Linked DNA regions of Homo sapiens: region 1 is linked to region 2. Evidence: read pairs that join two places in POLR2A ChIA-PET (ENCODE). Cell type or tissue: CD4-positive, alpha-beta T cell. All regions are shown on one strand. Links, peaks and the distances in the headings refer to the core of each region. The heading gives the core; the rest is flanking DNA.

Region 1 (8,320 bases), core at 113-8,112, 55 kb before region 2:
AAACGGCTCACTCTTGATGATGAGGGTGACTCACGCATCCCCTTGTCCCCACAGTTCTGTTTCTTGGACTTTATCCTAACAAAACAATCATGATAAGAACAACCAGCCCCAAACATAAAGACACATGTGCAACAATGCTCGCTGAGGTGTTATTTACTATACAAAAAATTTAAGTCCCATTAACAGAGGATTTTTAAATACTGAAATATTACGGAGCTACAAAAAAATCCCATTGCTGTTCTATCGTGTATGTAATAGGTACAGGTATGGACATGGGGAGACAAAGAGGGAAAGAGAGAAAAAGAGAGAGAGCTCCTGCTTGAGAATCTACAAAATGTCACCTGTGACTTTCTCTGAACTGTGTGCCTCCCAGCTAAATGTGGTCTGGCAGGGTAAAGAGAGCATTTTCCTTTCTTTCATCTTTCAGCATTGTTGGATGTTAAGTAAAGAAAAGACTACATCTTAACTTTTGAAACTGGGGAAGGGGAGTATTTTCCCATTTATTTAATAAACTGCTTTCATCCAACAAAATCAAAGCAATAAATGGGGCAGATCCTCGGAGAGCCTGTGTGTGGAAGGCACTGTGCAGTGCTAGGTGAGAGAGGAGGCGTCTGGGAGCTCAGGCCACGCCCTCCAAGAACCCGCGGCCAACGACTTAGGTGTGTGCGCCTGGAAAGTGCTTCTTCACGTGTGGACATGGGAGAGGTAATGCTGAATTCATGTCTCCGCCCAATCTGGATTTAAGGAGGAAGATGCCGGTGAGAGCTCAAAAAGCATCCCCTGTCACGGGGCCCCGGGGCAGCCAATCACACACACCTGGGGGCCTGCACAGGGAAAAAACGCTGCCACTCAAGCAGGCAGAAGCGCCACAAAAACATTCATTTTTATTTTTTCTAAAAAAAGACAAGAACATCCATTGCTGTTGAAATATTTAACTTAAAAAAGAAACAGTGCAAATTTCAGAATGAAATATATCCTCTATTGCTTCCCCTAGAATCCAGGCCACAGAAAGTGCATCTGAACGGGACCACATGCGCTACGGTATGCACTGATGAAACACTGACAAAGGCTGGTGTAACTTTTAAAATGCGAAGGATTAGCACAATTGAAGGTGTGAAACTAGAAGGCAGCTGAAAAAATTAAAAAGTAACTAACGCACATAAATAAGAAATCTGGGGTCTCTGGAAAATATTTTCAAACATAGAGTACTTGGACAATCCTGAATTTGAAACCCAAATTGGACACGCAAAGGCAAAAATGTAGCCACAATTAGCTGAAAGAAACACAGCCCTGAGCCATCCTACAAGAAAACCAATCCTGCCACAACTCACCAGTGCGAACTTAACATGGAGAAAGAGGTCCTCACCGCACAGTATCCTGAACAGAAAGGCTGGTGAGAGTGAAAATTAAAAGCCAAGAGAACAATAGCAATTTTTAAACTCCTTCAGATAAAGTAAATAAATCCTACTCCCTGTAAAGCCTATTGCCATTATGTGTTTGCTCTCCAGGGGCCAAGCAAAGCCAAAGTGCCTGCGTGGCATGCTGTGGCTTCCTGCTCAGCAGCCCACCCGCTTCAGTGCAGCAGCCAGCACACTCAGGACCCCCAGGCAGATAGCACGCAGGACTCTGACGCAAGTGGTGACAGGATGGTCGGAAGAGCCCCACTCACGAGGCACCACAGCTCACAGCACAACTGGGAACCCACGCTGCAGAAAGCCTGTTCTCTGTCTCCTGTGGAAACCCTGGTCAGTTGTTGTTAAACTCGCCATCCCTTGGAGAGGCCATAACAGAAGGGGGCGTGGGCGAGGTGCTGCTGTAGGGACGCAGCGACAGGGACGGGAGCCAAAGAACAAGAGACTGAATATGGCTGCAGCGCCCTGGCTTAGGAAGAGCAGAGTCTACACCGACCTGGGAAGGAAGAACAACTGCAGCTCAGACACTTCCAAAGCACAACTTCAGAAATGAGCAAGATCTTTCCTCTAAGACACATGCTCTCTTACAGCAGCTAAAGGCAAGCAACATCCTCTTCAACAAATGGTGCTGGACCATCAAATTGCCACAGGCAAAGGAATGAAGTTGAACCCCTACCTCATACCATATGCAAAACTTAAGGCAGAATACACCAATGATCTAAATATAAGAACTAAAACCATAAAACTCATAGAAGAAAACACAGGGGGTTAGTCTTCATGACCTTGGATTTGGCAGTGGCTTCTTAGATATGACATCAAAGGCCAAGCAACAAAAAACAGATTAACTGCACTTCATCAAAATGAAAAACTTCTGTGCACCACAGGACACCATCCAGAGAGTGAAATGACAACCTACAGAATAGAAGGAGATATTTGCAGATTATATATCTATAACATATGAAGTACCCCTACAACACAACAACAAAAAAACAAACAACCCAATTCAAATATGGGCAAAAGACGTGAAGAGACATTTATCCAAAGAAAATATGCCAACGGCCAATAGGTACATGAAAAGATGTTCAACATCACTAATTATTAGGCAAATACAAATCACAACCACAATAAGATACCATTCACACTCACTAGGATGACTATTATTTCAAAATTGGAAAATAAAAAATATTGGTGCGGATGTGAAGAAATTGGAACCCTCATACGTGGTGGGCAGGAACATAAAATGGTGCAGTGTTGTGGAAAACACTTTGGTGGTTTCTAAAAACTTAAACACAGGGCTGGGCGTGGTGGCTCACGCCTGTAATCCCAGCACTTTGGGAGGCCGAGACGGGTGGATCACCTGTGGTCAGGAGTTCGAGACCAGCCTGGTCAACATGGCAAAACCCCATCTCTACTAAAAATACAAAAATTAACCGGGCGTGGTGGCGGGTGTCTGTAGTCCCAGCTACTCGGGAGGCTGAAGCACGAGAGTCACTTGAACCCCGGGGGACAGAGGCTGCAGGAAGCCGAGATTGTACCACTGTACTCCAGGCTGGGCAACAGAGTGGGATGAAAAAAAAATAATAATAAATTAAGCACAAAATTATCATAGGATTCAACAATTCTGCTCCAAGGTATATACCCAAAAGATGTGAAAGCAGGGACTCAGAGACGTGTGTACACATATGTTCACAGCAGCATTAGTCACAATGGCCAAAAAGTTAAGACGGCCCAAAGGTCCACCAAGAGATGGAATAAATAAGATGTGATGTATGCACACAATGGACTGCTCATCCTTAAAAGTTTTAGGAACCAAATTCTGACCATGCCACAATACGAGTGAACCCTGACACATTATGCCAAGTGAAAGAAGCCACGCACAAAAGGACAAATACAAGTCCATTCACAGAAGGGCCCTAGAGGAGTCAGATTCGCTGAGAAAGCAGAATGGTGAATGGTGGGTGCCGCAGCCAGAGGGAGGGAAACAGGATTGTTTACTAGGTATGGAGTTTCTGTTCGGGAAGATGAAAACGTTCTGGGAATGGATGGTGGTGATGGTTGCCCAACAATGGGAAAATATTTACTGCCACTGAACTGTGCGCTTCAAAATGCTTAGAATTATAAATTTATGTTATGTATATTTTACCACAATAAAAAAGCATGATGAACAAAGAAATTAATATACATGTTGGTAGACAGAAACAACACCCAAGTGTTATTTCAAGAATTAAAAAGAAATATGTTATTTATTAAAAGAATCAGGGATTGCTTTATTAACTGATATGAAATAATCTTCAAGACAGAATAAATGGCAAAGCAAGGAGTTGGAAGAAAACAACAGATGGCAGTATGTTTTAAACTCTCTATGATTTGCTAGATACTTCTGGGGCCATGGGCATCCCAGCGAGCCAGCAGCTGGCTGCTTCTCTGGTCCGAGACCCCCACATCCACCGCACCTGAGGCCTCTCTGAATGCTGATGGGAGCCTGTGGGGCAGTTCACATGCCACCCCCAAGCACACAGAGGTCACCCCTGTCATACTGCTAAAGAGAAGTGCACAACAGGCCCAGGGGTACGACCTTCCCAGGCCATGAGTGCAGGCATGAGAGGCACAGTCTGAACGAGACCACATCACTCACTGGCGGTGCACCTGTTTCTGGAAAAAAACCCTGACTAGGATGATTCACCAACTGCCTTCGCTGAACAAATGTTTCAGAATCTGAGAAGCAGAGCCCCAAGGAAGCCACAAGAGCCTGGGGTCAGAAGGCGGCAGCCTCGCCTGGCTCTGCTGGCAGCTGGGTTTCCTGGGGCACCTGGCTTTGCCCTGGGAGCCTAGCCGTACCCACCTGGGAGGGAGGGTGTGCCTTTCCCACGGGGTGGCCCAGGGCTCGGCTGAGCCAATGGCATGAATAAGGCAAGCCGGGGCCCGATGAACGTTCCTCCCCTTCCCCAGGGGTTGGGAGGCACCCCCATGCAGCTCAGAAACTGGGGCCCAGGTCCCCTGCCCTCAGAACCTGCTCTGCAGAGCCCAGGTGTCCAGCGAGTGAAACTCAGCTGTTCTGCCCCTCAGCTACAATACGGAAGTCTTTTCTCAATTTTACACACAAAGTTAATTATCGTAGACAGCCTGGACTTTTTTTCATTCATGAAACTCCCTTAAATTTGGTTCATACCACAGTTTATGTGCATAGGCAGAAAACAAGTCGAAACTGCAATCTTGAAATCAGACGCTAGCCCCCAGCCAGCCAGCCCAGACTTGGCCCGGGACTGCCCTTCTGCCTACAGGGCTTTCCCAGAGAGACTGCCTGGCTCACAGGATGGGACTCAGAACCAGGGCCTGACAGCCTCCCCAAAGCGTGCCTGTGCCCTGCAGGCCCTCGGAAACCCAGAGCAAGCCTAGAGACACCCTGGCCAAATTCATGGGCATGGCCAAGCCCTGCCTGGTTCCTGGCCCACACTGCTCCCTGCAAGCTAACATCCAGCAGAGGCCCCTGGACAGTCTCTGGACAGTCTTCCTTCCCATGCTCTCCCCGCATACACACCATCCAGGGGCCTGGGGTGGCTGCCATTTCTTCTGAATGTCTGTACAGGCCCATGCCTGGCCCTGTCCACAAGGCCCCTCACTGCACATCCCTCCACATCTGCCAGTGACTGGTCCCCGCCCTGAGCAATGTAAGCTGGATGACACGCTGAAAGCCACACATTCCCACCATCCACCTATAGCAGGGGCTCAATCAATACTTGCCAAATGCCTGAATCAGCCCTGAAATGACTGGAGGCCCAAGTTCTTTCTTCTAGCCACCCTGGAGGAGCCCTGGCGCTGGCCCAAGTGTGCTCCCCGGTAACCCAGGACTGTGGGGAACCCAGCTCCCAGGCTTCTGGCCTCTTCACGGGTACCCCAGATGAAAAATGTTCTACAAAAACAAGGGCAGGATGAATGTAGTCCGGGACCTCCTGACGATCTCAAACGCTGCTGAAAAGGCCTTAAGATGAGGTTTGCTGTGAGCAACAGGAAGCATTCTGTAAGGCATTCTGTCCTTGAGATCTGGACAGTGAGGTACTTGCTGTCCAGCCCCTGAGTTTCCCAGACCTGAATGTAACACTGTGCAAGCCTCACACACAGGGATCTTTCTTAACCCCTACAGAATGCCCACTGGAAGGAGGCAAATACTCCCAACGAGGAAAACATCCTATCCATGAGAGTGGGGAGCTGGTGGGGGAGGAAAAAGAAACACCAAACATTTCAGGAAATAAATCACATCTGTGCCCGGCATCCTCCCCCAGCGAGCACAGCACACATCCGAACTGCCAGGCTCGGCACCTCTGAGAAAAGGACTTTGTCGGGTGCAGCCATACGCCTGACCTCTCGGGCGCCCGCTGGCCCTCTTTATCTCCAGCAGCCCAGCCCGGAGCTCAGAGGGCAGGCCAGCCCTGGCCAAGAGTCAGGAGCGGTGGAGCTGGGCTTGGTGTTTATGTCTGATCCAGACAACTGGGGGTTTATGACGATTTACTGACGCAAGAGCTCCCCGAAGCAGCATGCCAGAAATTAATCAAGGGAGGAGGAATTCTTTTTAAGAAACCACTTGGCTGCTGCGAACCTGCCTGAAAGGCTGGGAGTGTAAGCTGAGCTCCTTCCTCCAGGCCCAGGCCACCAGGCAGCAGCAGCACACCCAGGACCCACAGGCAGAGCCCAGGGCCAACTCCTGGCCCCAGATGGAGGCAGGCGGCATGGAAGGTCCTGCAATGCCAACCCCCCACATCCCCCCCAGTGCAGCTACCTCCCCACCAGCCGATCCTGGGCTAGCCCACTCCCAGAAGGACTCAGAAGGGGTCCACGGGGACCCCACCAGCTGTGCAGACCCCAAAGGCGGGTCCTCCTATTGGAATGACAGGAACCCTCCATTATCTGCTAGTAAAATTCCTTTCTCAGGAGTTGAGTTTTATGGTTTACCATCACTCATCACCAAAAGAGAAAAAAAGGTAAAACATACAAGTTTGATTCTGCCCCGTCATCTCAGTGAGACAGGCACAGCCTCTGCAGCAGCAGCTTGGGCTGGGAGGGCAGGGGCCACGTCGGGCCAGCAGCTCCTCTCCAGCTTTCTGCACACCCCTCCTCCCACCGGGACACCCCTCCTCCTTGCTCCCCCATTCCTGCTCCGGCTGGGGGAGGGAAGCTGGCATCACACAGACACCCGTGCTCCATTTGTTTTGTGATCTGATGTCCAAGTTATTCTGAAATTTCAAACACTGAAGGACACAGGTTATTTATATTTATCAAAAAGGGCATGAGTCTGACAAGGCTGACTAAACTAAACCTTGCCAGACACTCAGGGCCTGGGCTGGGCTACAAAGGGTTCTGGATCCCAACAGGAGGACAGCAGCTGACATCCCTGGGCAGGAACAGGCGCTGGGCTCCGTGCCTGCCTCACTGGATCTTCACGACAACCCTATAAGGTGAAGTCTCTTAGGAGCCCCATGTCTCAGAGAAGGGAGCAGAAGCCTAGTGGGAGGCGGCCACGGGTGTCTGTGTGATGCCAGCTTCCCTCCCCCAGCCGGAGCAGGAATGGGGGAGCAAGGAGGAGGGGTGTCCTGGTGGGAGGAGGGGTGTGCAGAAAGCTGGAGAGGAGCTGCTGGCCCGACGTGGCCCCTGCCCTCCAAGCCCAAGCTGCTGCTGCAGAGGCTGTGCCTGTCTCACTGAGATGACGGGGCAGAATCAAACTTGTAGGGGCCTGGATCAGCGGCCACAGAGCCGATGGCCGGAGGCCGTATGCAGGCCAGGTACAGCTGCCTGGAGAGCCATGGGAGAGCCACAGGAGAGCCAGAGGGACACTGGGAGTGGTGCCAAGTGGCCCAACTGCCAGCTTTCCATAGGAGCATCGGGAAGGGGAGGTCCAACCAGGCCCCAGGGGGACCCTGTGCCAAAGGAAGAGATGCCTCACAGGAGACCCCGCGAGGGAGTGGCAGCTGCTAACCCTGCCTGGTTCCAAAGGCCTGAGCAAGGGCCACTGGGGCCTGCAGCCAGCAACCTGGCAATCAGGACTGCAAGAGGGCGACAGGAAGGAGTGTGGCTCACCAAGGACACCTGAACTCTGGCCCCACCGAACACTGGCCTGGACTTCCGCTCCAAGAAGCTCTTCTCCACCAACACTGAACAGGCTGCCAGTGACCGCGCACAGTGGTTGAAGGCAGCCACGTGGCAGAAGTGGCACAGGTCAGCCAACCTTCACACTCTGTTTTCTTATCTCAGAGGAGGATGCTGATTCTGACAAACAAAATGGCTGCTTCCCCATAATGCTAACATCCCCTGGTCATGAGGCCTGGCCTTCTACAGGGAGAAAAATCGCTGGCTTCCTTACTAGACTATCTGTAATTCAATGTGTCAATACAAGTATATTTATCTTTAAATGTTTTAAGTGAGCAATTATACTGAATAAAATATACTTTTAAACGTAGTATACTAAACGTGGTATTTGTAACCCAACCACTTTGGTTTAATGTGGCAAAAGAGATCTCACCCTCAGCCTTCTCCATCCCAAAAAGGCCACTGAAGAGGACAGGCTGTGCTGCCACCCCAGCCCCACATGCCACGCTGCTGACACAGACCTGCTGCCCTGTGCGTGCGCATTCCCAACCTGCCTGACCTTGGCTGCCCGAAATTCGGAGTGGGGAGGAAGGCAGATATGCCTGAATACAGCCCAGAGGACATACTGAGAGAGCGGCCAAGTGAAGCTCTCAGCCTGCCCAGGAGGAAGCGGGGCTGATGGGCCATCGGAGCAAAGCGCGGCCAGCACTGTCGTGACATTGATGGCACGAAACTCAACGTCCTGCACATGATTCCTAAAGCTAAATCTGGAATGAATTCTTCCTTCATATTCGAGGGGAAAACGGTAAAAGCCACGAGAAGGAGGCAGG
Region 2 (8,320 bases), core at 1-8,000:
TTTTACACCCACCTCAAGGACCTCTAATTTTCCCTGAAATAGGAGTTCTATGGACATCAAAATGCCTGGTTTTCAAAAAGAATTATGGCCATTGTCCTCCAGGGGAGACGTCGCGTCCTGAGGCATCCCCTCTGTCCAGCAAACGCGGTGCCCCTCCACTCAGCCAACATCCGGGGAATGCCAGCGGCAGGTGGGTGCCCCTCTCAGCCTGGGGACATGCCCTGTGCACATAGATCTGGCCCGGGAGACACCTCTTGGACCCTGAGGCGTCTGTCGAAGAGCAGCCCAGTGGGCATCCGTGACAGCTTGGGGACTTCCTTCCTTCCTGGGGGAGACGAGCACCCAGGCACATAAAGTCCAGCGGTGACCAGGGTGGGGAGGGCACTAAAGCAGAGTCCAGGATGGAGACGGAGTTGGCAGCTGGGGTCCACACGATGATGGCCTGGAAGAGGGAAGGCGTTGGCCCCGGGGAACGAAGAGCTGAGTCACATGCTCAACGTGACCACGGCTGTTCTGACACTGCGCCAGGGCTGGCACCCACACTGAACGTGCACCACCCAGATGGCAGCATCACAAGGACCATCGTACTGTTGAGGGCCATATCCAGAGGTCCCTGTCCTCACCTCCCACTCTCCTCTGCAGGCCTCCATGGGCTCCCCTCGCTCTCAGGAGCCAGAGGTGGCCTGAAACGGCCCCGGGAACCAAGAACCCCGGGAACCAAGAACCCCGGGAACCAATGACCCCGGGAACCAATGACCCCGGGAACCAATGAACCCGGGAACCAATAACCCCGGGAACCAATAACCCCAGGAACCAATGACCCCAGCAACCAATGACCCCGGCATGTCCTGGGCTCTTCTCTTGTTCACTTGAGGGATCCATGCATCTCCTACTCTCCTTCCTGCCTTGGCAGAGTCGGACAATTTGGCCTGAGGCAAAACAGTCTTTCGAACAAAGAGGACACACCAGGCCTCCTCGAAGACTGCCAAGCTCTGTCTAGTTCCCCAGGAAGCAGCCCTCTTTCCCCTCATTTCCAAGGAAAAGTGTCCCATGCTGGGCCCGCTCACTCACTGGCACACAGCAGAATCTTCAGTGTCAGCCGCAGGGGTGGGACGGGAAGGTAAAGAGGAAGTGCCCTAGGGAAGGAGACACAAAGGGAAGAAACGCTCCTCAGGCTAAGTAATTCAGAAGTGACAGGGAGCCCAGGGGCAAGTCACTCCAGGAAGGCAGGAGCTGGGGGTGGAGGCCGCCAAGAAAAGCTGTTCCTCGGAGGACAGAGGGAGAGTCCAGCCAGGGGGAGTGGGCGCTGGGGGTGGAGAGGAAGGAAGCCAGGTGACCAACCCAGGAAGGTGGGTCCCTGCAAGTGCTGGCTCCCGCGCAGGTGGGCGAGCCCCGGGGAGACGCACCAGGCCGGTGCCAGGAGAAAGCAGAGCGTGTGATGATGCTGGGCATGCTGGCAGTCACTGACAGACACCAAGACTCACCCCGTCTACCCGTTGTGGAGCCACTGCCCTCTTCTGCCTGTCACCCTCCAGTCCCTCAAGCACAGCCCCAGCCCAGCCCCATCAAGGTCTGCTCCTTCTTACCCAAGGAGGTCCAAGCTCCCAGGAGGGGTCTGGCAGGTCCCCTCGGCCTGAGCTGGCCCAGTGCCCGCCCTGCTCTCAGGGCACCGGCTCCTGGCAGGGCCTCCCTAGCGCTCCCCACAGCCCCCACCTTGGTGGCCCAGTCATCTTACCCTATCTTCAGAGCCAGCCTGGGCACCATTCCCCTGGCAGCCCCAAGGAGCCCCAGGGTGGGGTAAGCGCCCTTTCTCCAAGCCCCCCATCGGCTGCCGGGGCCCCTTGCTCATCCTCTCCACTGGGAAGGCCAGAGAGCAGCCCCTGCCCCACCACGGGGTCACACTCACCACAGGGTCACAGGAAACAAAGGACAGAAGAACACCAAGCCAGGCTCAGCACCTGCACGCAGACACTGACAGTGGGATAGGGAGACAGTGGAATGCTCCGGACCTGGCTGCGGGGTGACTCGGGGGGAAGCGGATGCAGACTGCAGGCTCCATCTGGCCCGTGGTGGAGTGTGGCCAGCCTGCCATCCAGCCGGGGGCGCCAAGACTCCACTGGGCTGGGAGGGCGTGCACGAAAAAGGGGATGAGACCTGGGGTCGGGGGCGCGGCGTGGGCCCATGGGTGCCAGAGCCAAGAGGGCCCTCATGAGGCTCGATTCATTCAGAGAAAGAAAACAGCACAATCAGTTCTGGAGATCTGGACCAGAGGAATAAGAAGAAATCCCACTGCGGAATGCGCGAGCTCTGCAATGGCCCGCGTCTTTGGGTAAATCGAGGATGGGCATATGCACACACACGTCCGTGCACACATTTAACTTCTTATATAATTCATGTATTTAATGTACATTTACATTAAATTATACATATGTTATAAATACACATTTACTATGTATTCTATATTGATAATATAGACATATTTTATCTATGTGTAGCTATAGTTATTGTATGTATAAACATTTGTTTTTTCCCATCTTTCTCTCTATAGTTAGCAAACATTTGAGTTCACCACGGGCCTGACAGTAACCTTGTGTTTCAGAAGAACCACCTGCCTTTAAAAACTCTAATTGAATAGCTATTTAATGGGTGTATGTTAATAGCTTCAGTTTTGCAAGATGAAAAAATTCTAGAAATTGGGTGCACAACCACGTGAATATAATTAACACTGCTGAACTGTACACTAACAAATGGTTACAATGGTTAATTTTGTTAGGTGTTTCTTACCACAATTGAAAATTTTTTTTATATTTAAAAGCCGGAAACACACACACAATCAAATAAATTGCCCAAACTGCTTGTTCACATGGATTCTTTCCCGCTTTGTCCCCAACTTCAGAGGCATTGCTGCTGCCTACCGATCTCCACTCGGCCTTCACGTCCCATCTCAGAAAACGAGGGATGCCCGGTTTAAACGTTCCCGTACACAGCGCACACTTCCTGTGGATCGAGGTCACCCCTCAGCAGCGCCTCCCGGATGCAAGGAGCAAACACGGGTTCACGTCCTGATAGCTGAGAAAATGACTGGCAGTGACTGAAACAACAGCATCCCACACACAACACACACATCAGGATGTTTAAAGTATATTTATGGTGACTGAGCTGTCACCTGAACACGTGACGTACACGCGATGCTCTGAGGAAGGAAACCGTCTAGGAACCAAGAGTCACGGAGCTGCCTCCCGCGACCGCCTTCCTCAATCACTACAATGAAAACACGCAGTGAGCTGAGCTGCAGTGAAGACAAATGACTCTCAGTGCTTCGTTTTAGCATATTCTAAAAATGCAATTTACAATTCAGCAATATCCTTTCTTTTTATGTAGTCACTACAACACAAACATGCCTCTTTGTTATCTCGAACTACATCTGCATGCAAAACACGCTCTGGCTGGGAAAATGTAAGTTCTGGGGAATCGAAACCCATTTTTCAAATCTGAAAGAGATGGAGAAATGAAAAGAAACGAAAAGGAGAGGAGAAAGGTACATTTTATTCACATGCAAAAAAATGTAAATGAAAGCTGGTTTCATTTCCTCACCCCCAAGCTGGTAAATGATGTATGTAACTTGTCCCAAGAGTTTTCAAAATTACTATTTAAGTTCTATGACTGTACAGTGGAACAAAATCCATACTGGGCAAATGCGGTGCCATTTACTTCTAATGCTAAATAAATGCTCATGTTCTGGACTTAATGACAAGAGAGCTTCTCACCCTAGGTACCAATGACATTTGCGACGGACAATTCATTGTCCCATGTGCTGTAGAATGTTCAGTGGCAACCCTGGCTTCAAACTACTACAGGCCAGTACCACGCCCCCAGATGTGACAACCAAAACTGTCTCCAGACACTGACAAATGTCCCCTGGGGGAGGAGGGTGCAAAACCTCCTAGGCGAGAGATCCCCTAAAATAGACTCAAGCCAGAGTGACTGAAGTCACCGCCCCCCAGTTCCACGTCACACACACACACTCCATCAGCTGAGACTGCTCACTGGGCTTTGGAAGCCAGGGCAACACAGTCCCAGTTGCTCAGGCCCCCAAAGCCAACAGTGATACAGATCACATACGGCTCCCTAGGGCCAAGGGCTCTGCTTCCCCAAGGGCTGGGATCTCCATATTCCTCAGCACAATCAGCGACAGCACAGACTCACACCAGCAGGAGCTGCCTTCCCAAGTTAGTCAGGACCTGCACCCACGTAACAGATTAAAATTAGGCACGCTAATTGTTAAACTGTCGCTGCAGAAGCTGGGAATACCATTTTTTTAAATGAATAGAATTAATGGATTCTTTATTTGCGTGCATTGGTGATACTCAGCCTGTCTTTTATTATCAAAGCAATCATAAAACGTCGCTTCTGCCACATATGCAAATTAAATCATTAGTATTTTTCCCAATTACAGCAACTGCTTATTTGTATTGCTGATCTATTCTACCAATTTAGTTCCTCTAATATTAATGATACTGGAAATGCTTTAATAAAACTCTCAGGCAATACAAGATACACATTTTCTACTTTGTGCCTTTCTGATCATGTAATGGGTAGGACCACCCAGAGTGACCCAGATGGGCCACGTCTCAGAGACTGAACCCCGGAGCCACAGTGCTCTGCCCTCTACATGGGCCCCCAAACAGGGCTTCCCTGACTCCTCCCCACAAAGGGGAGAAACAGCCCAGGGGTCCTGTGGGTGGGGCCAGGCCAGGAAAAGCCAGCCCACCGTGATGGGAGCTTTCTTTAACAGCTTACACTTTCTTTTTCTTTTTTTTTTTTTAGACGCAGTTTGGTTCTTGTTGCCCAGGCTGGAGTGCAATGTTGCGGTCCCGGCTCACTGCAACCTCAGCCATCCAGGTTCAAGCAATTCTCTTGCCTCAGCCTCCTGAGTAGCTGGAGTTACAGGCATGAGCCACCACGACTGGCTAACTTTTTTGTATTTTTTTTAGTAGAGATGGGGTTTCACCATGTTGACCAGGCTGGTCGTGAACTCCTGACCTCAGGTGATCCACCCACCTCGGCCTCCCAAAGTACTGGGATTACAGGCGTGAGCAACAGCTTACACTTTCTAACAACTCAAGTGAAGTGTTCATTTCACTGTGTAACTGCCCACGTTACAGGCATGGTTGGCTTAATACCCAGTGTTCTCCAACACGGTCTCACAGTCCAGTTCACGGATCTCACCCCGCTCACCCAAAGGCTCCCCTTGTCGAGGAAGATGTGCTTGTTTCCCGTGGCCACCCCTGACCCTGGCTCCAGCCCACAGGGGGAATCCTCCACCATGATGCCCCTCACAAGCAGGAGGCCCTGGCACTGCTCTGAGCCCTGCACCTTCCCGTAAAGTGCATAACCACTGAGCAGATCCTCGCTTGGAGGCTGGACAAACGTCAGTGTCTGTGAGTTCAGAATCTGAAAGAAGGATAAAGCTGCCTCTCGGGAGATGGAGCAGGGCTTGGAAACAGATCTGATGACATGTGGGCAGGCAGGGGCAGGGGTGGCAGAGGTCGGCTTCTTAAGCACTCAGCCGGAACAGGTGCCTCCTCAACTGGCTCCTCTGAGCGCCACAGAGAAACCCACGGCAAGCGCAGTCTGGGCCACAATGAAGCAACAAGGAAGCAGTTAGTTTTGCAAACCCAATACGCTCAAAGAGCGCCCGATCAATCCATTACCATTTATTCCCTCTCTGTACCTGGTGGGAGAAAGCGCGGCAACGACACCGCCTCAGCAGCTCTCACTCAAGGGCGTGGGGTGGGGGGCAGGGTAGAGCACTGCCTCGGGCCAGCTGATGGCCCCTCCCTCAACGATGGCCGGGGCAGGAATGGACAACAGAGACTGGAAAGTGAGAAAAATGATACAAAGTGGAAACAGGATGCAGACAGGATGAAGCTCATCCACACAGTCCCACAGAGTCCCCCAGACAGCATCAGCCCCGCCAACAAGGCCAGACAAGGACAGACGTGAGAGCCACTGGAGGGCAGGGCGGCTGGAAGAGCTGCCATCGCTGGCACCTGGGCACCGTGCGAGAGGCCTACTGACGTGAGTAACGAGGCGCAGTCCACTCTCGCCTCTAATGGGAAGCCACGAACAGCCCGGACACAGACAGAGAAGCAGCTCGTGGGCAACCCTCCATCGTGCTCTGCAAAGGCAGAAAACCCAGGGGGACCTGGCTGCACACCACATCGATGGGAAAGACACCCAGGCTAATATTAGGGGATGCCCAGATCCCAGGTCCTCTGTATCAGCTGTTCGTAATCTGGGATACCTGCGTGGGCTGAAAAGATCCATGATCTCCCTAAAGCCACATTCGAAATGACATATTTTAGTACCTCTCTCTATCATATGGAAATGTTTAATGAAAAAGAAAACTGAGGCTAGGCATGGTGGCTTACACCTGTAATCCCAGAACTTTAGGTGGCCTAGGTGGGAGGATCCCTTGAGACCAGGAGCTCAAGACCAGCCTGGACAACATAGTGAGACCCCTGTCTCTACAAAAAAAAAAAAAAAAAAAGCCAGATGTGGTGGTGCACGCCTGTAGTCCCAGCTACTCAGGAGGCTGAGGCAGGCAGATGGAGAGAGCCCAAGAGGTCAAGGCGGCAGTGAGCCATGATTGTCCCACTGCACTCCGGCCTGCACAACAGATCAAGGCTCTATCTCAGAAAAAGGCAAAGGAAACGGAAGAAAAGAAAGAGAAGGGAAAACTGCCCTGCATCCGAAGGAATGGGTCCTAGGCGGCAACAATGAGTCTGCTTTGTTTCAGTGGACATGGCCCCAGCACCATATACCCCACGGCTCTGTCCCCTGCTTCTGATCCCTAAAATGCCGATTTGTATTCAAACACATACAAAGATGACACTTTAACAATACAACAGCTTAAATAAAACTTCCAAATACATCAGCCCTCGGACCAAGCACCAGGAAGATGAGACACAGGCAGGACCTGAGGAGGGGCTCAGGGCTCCTCTCTGCACCCCACCGGGCCCAGAAACTGATGGGGAGGTGCACACCCAAGGGCTCCAGCGAGCCAGGATACAGGAGAACAGAACTGCGGACATTTTGTGCACAGGGACAGGGACAAGGCTTCCATGGAAGAGCCCTTCCCATCCCTTCCCTTCCATCTTGGCTCTCTCTCCTGAGAAGGGCACCTTGCTTCCCGGCCGCCTCCACAGGACTGGCACAATCGGAGGCCCATAGCCCCTGACTGCTTTGCGTGGAGGCCCTCTCCCCAGCATCCCCAGCACCTCAGCTGAAAGGTCTCCTCCAAGCCTCAGGAAGAAGCCTTGCCCTCAGCTTCCCTTAGCCAGAGGCGACACTCTTGGAGCTCAGTACATGGGGGCACACAGCGGGCTGGCTGCTCTCAGCAGGAGGAAGCACTGGCTGGCAGTGTCAGGAGGTTCCGGGGGCCTCCGGGTCACCTCCGAGGACTGAAGAAAAGGAGGCTCCTGGCCCACGACTCTGCCCAGCTCAGCAGCGGGGAAGCTCTGCCTCCACCCGGCTCCCTGTTGGTGGCCAGAGCGGGAAGGCAGAGCTAGAGCATGGAAATGAGTGGCCACAGGGGCCCCTGTTCCCTCTGAAGTCTCAGCCTCAAGCCCCCTGCCTGCCTGTGCCAGGAGCCCTTGCAGCTTCACGTGCACAGCACAGCCTACCAGTGGGCAAAGCCGGCCTGTGATAAGGAACACGCACACGCCTGTCCCTGATTCTACAGACGCCACCCCAGGAGCCCCAGAAGGACCATGTGATACAACAGGACACAGGGAGCCTGACTGCAGCCTCGTCCATTACTCACTACAACTCACAAAGGGGACAGGAGGCCAGGCAAGCCACGGTGAGTGCCGAGGAAGCCACGGAGGCTGTGATGACCCTTCCTGCCGGTACAGAATCAAAAAGAGGCCACTGGGCCCCGGAAAGCGGTCCAAGACAGTCTCCTACAGCTCTGCTCTGGGAGCCCCAAACAAGCCCCGGAGGCAAGGTAAACAGAGGCCCAGGGACAGGAAAGCTCAGGTGTGCCCTAAACAAGGGCTAAACAATGTGGCCAGACCCAAGGATGAGGGAGAAGGAATCTGGGTCGGGGAGGCTGGGCCAAACCCTGGAAGACCCGGCAGGCAAGGCAGAGGGGCCTGCGTTTTACTCTAGACAATGATGAGCCACAGGATGCCAGGACCAGGGCAGAGAAGGAAGGCTGAGAGTCGGAGCACAGGGAAGAGAGGCTGGGGCCTGTGTCTCGGAGGTTCAGAGCCACTGTCAGGTCCCAGTCCTGACTGTGCTGCTGGGGCTGGGG

The links. Peaks named below come from ENCODE experiments on the same cell type or tissue, not always from the same donor. Only the 100,000 strongest peaks of a DNase experiment are listed, where the experiment ranks them.
Region 1: POLR2A ChIA-PET joins it to region 2 with 11 read pairs; 7 of 35 experiments call an interaction of 5 or more read pairs at or near these places.

The regions. Positions count from the first base shown.
Region 1 is chr2:239,322,978-239,331,297 of GRCh38, forward strand. The region is part of intron 2 of HDAC4 (histone deacetylase 4); the gene reads right to left. Among named protein-coding and RNA genes, the nearest start is that of MIR4269, 22 kb to the left of the region's middle. In CD4-positive, alpha-beta T cell, for the core only: no CTCF peak of the experiment used is centred there; a DNase peak (open chromatin) is centred at 4,094; H3K27ac peaks cover 1,633 bases.
Region 2 is chr2:239,377,918-239,386,237 of GRCh38, forward strand. All of the region lies in intron 1 of HDAC4 (histone deacetylase 4), which reads right to left. Among named protein-coding and RNA genes, the nearest start is that of HDAC4, 19 kb to the right of the region's middle. RefSeq lists an enhancer at 7,976-8,320. In CD4-positive, alpha-beta T cell, for the core only: no CTCF peak of the experiment used is centred there; DNase peaks (open chromatin) are centred at 3,194 and 3,954; H3K4me3 peaks cover 1,253 bases; H3K27ac peaks cover 1,254 bases.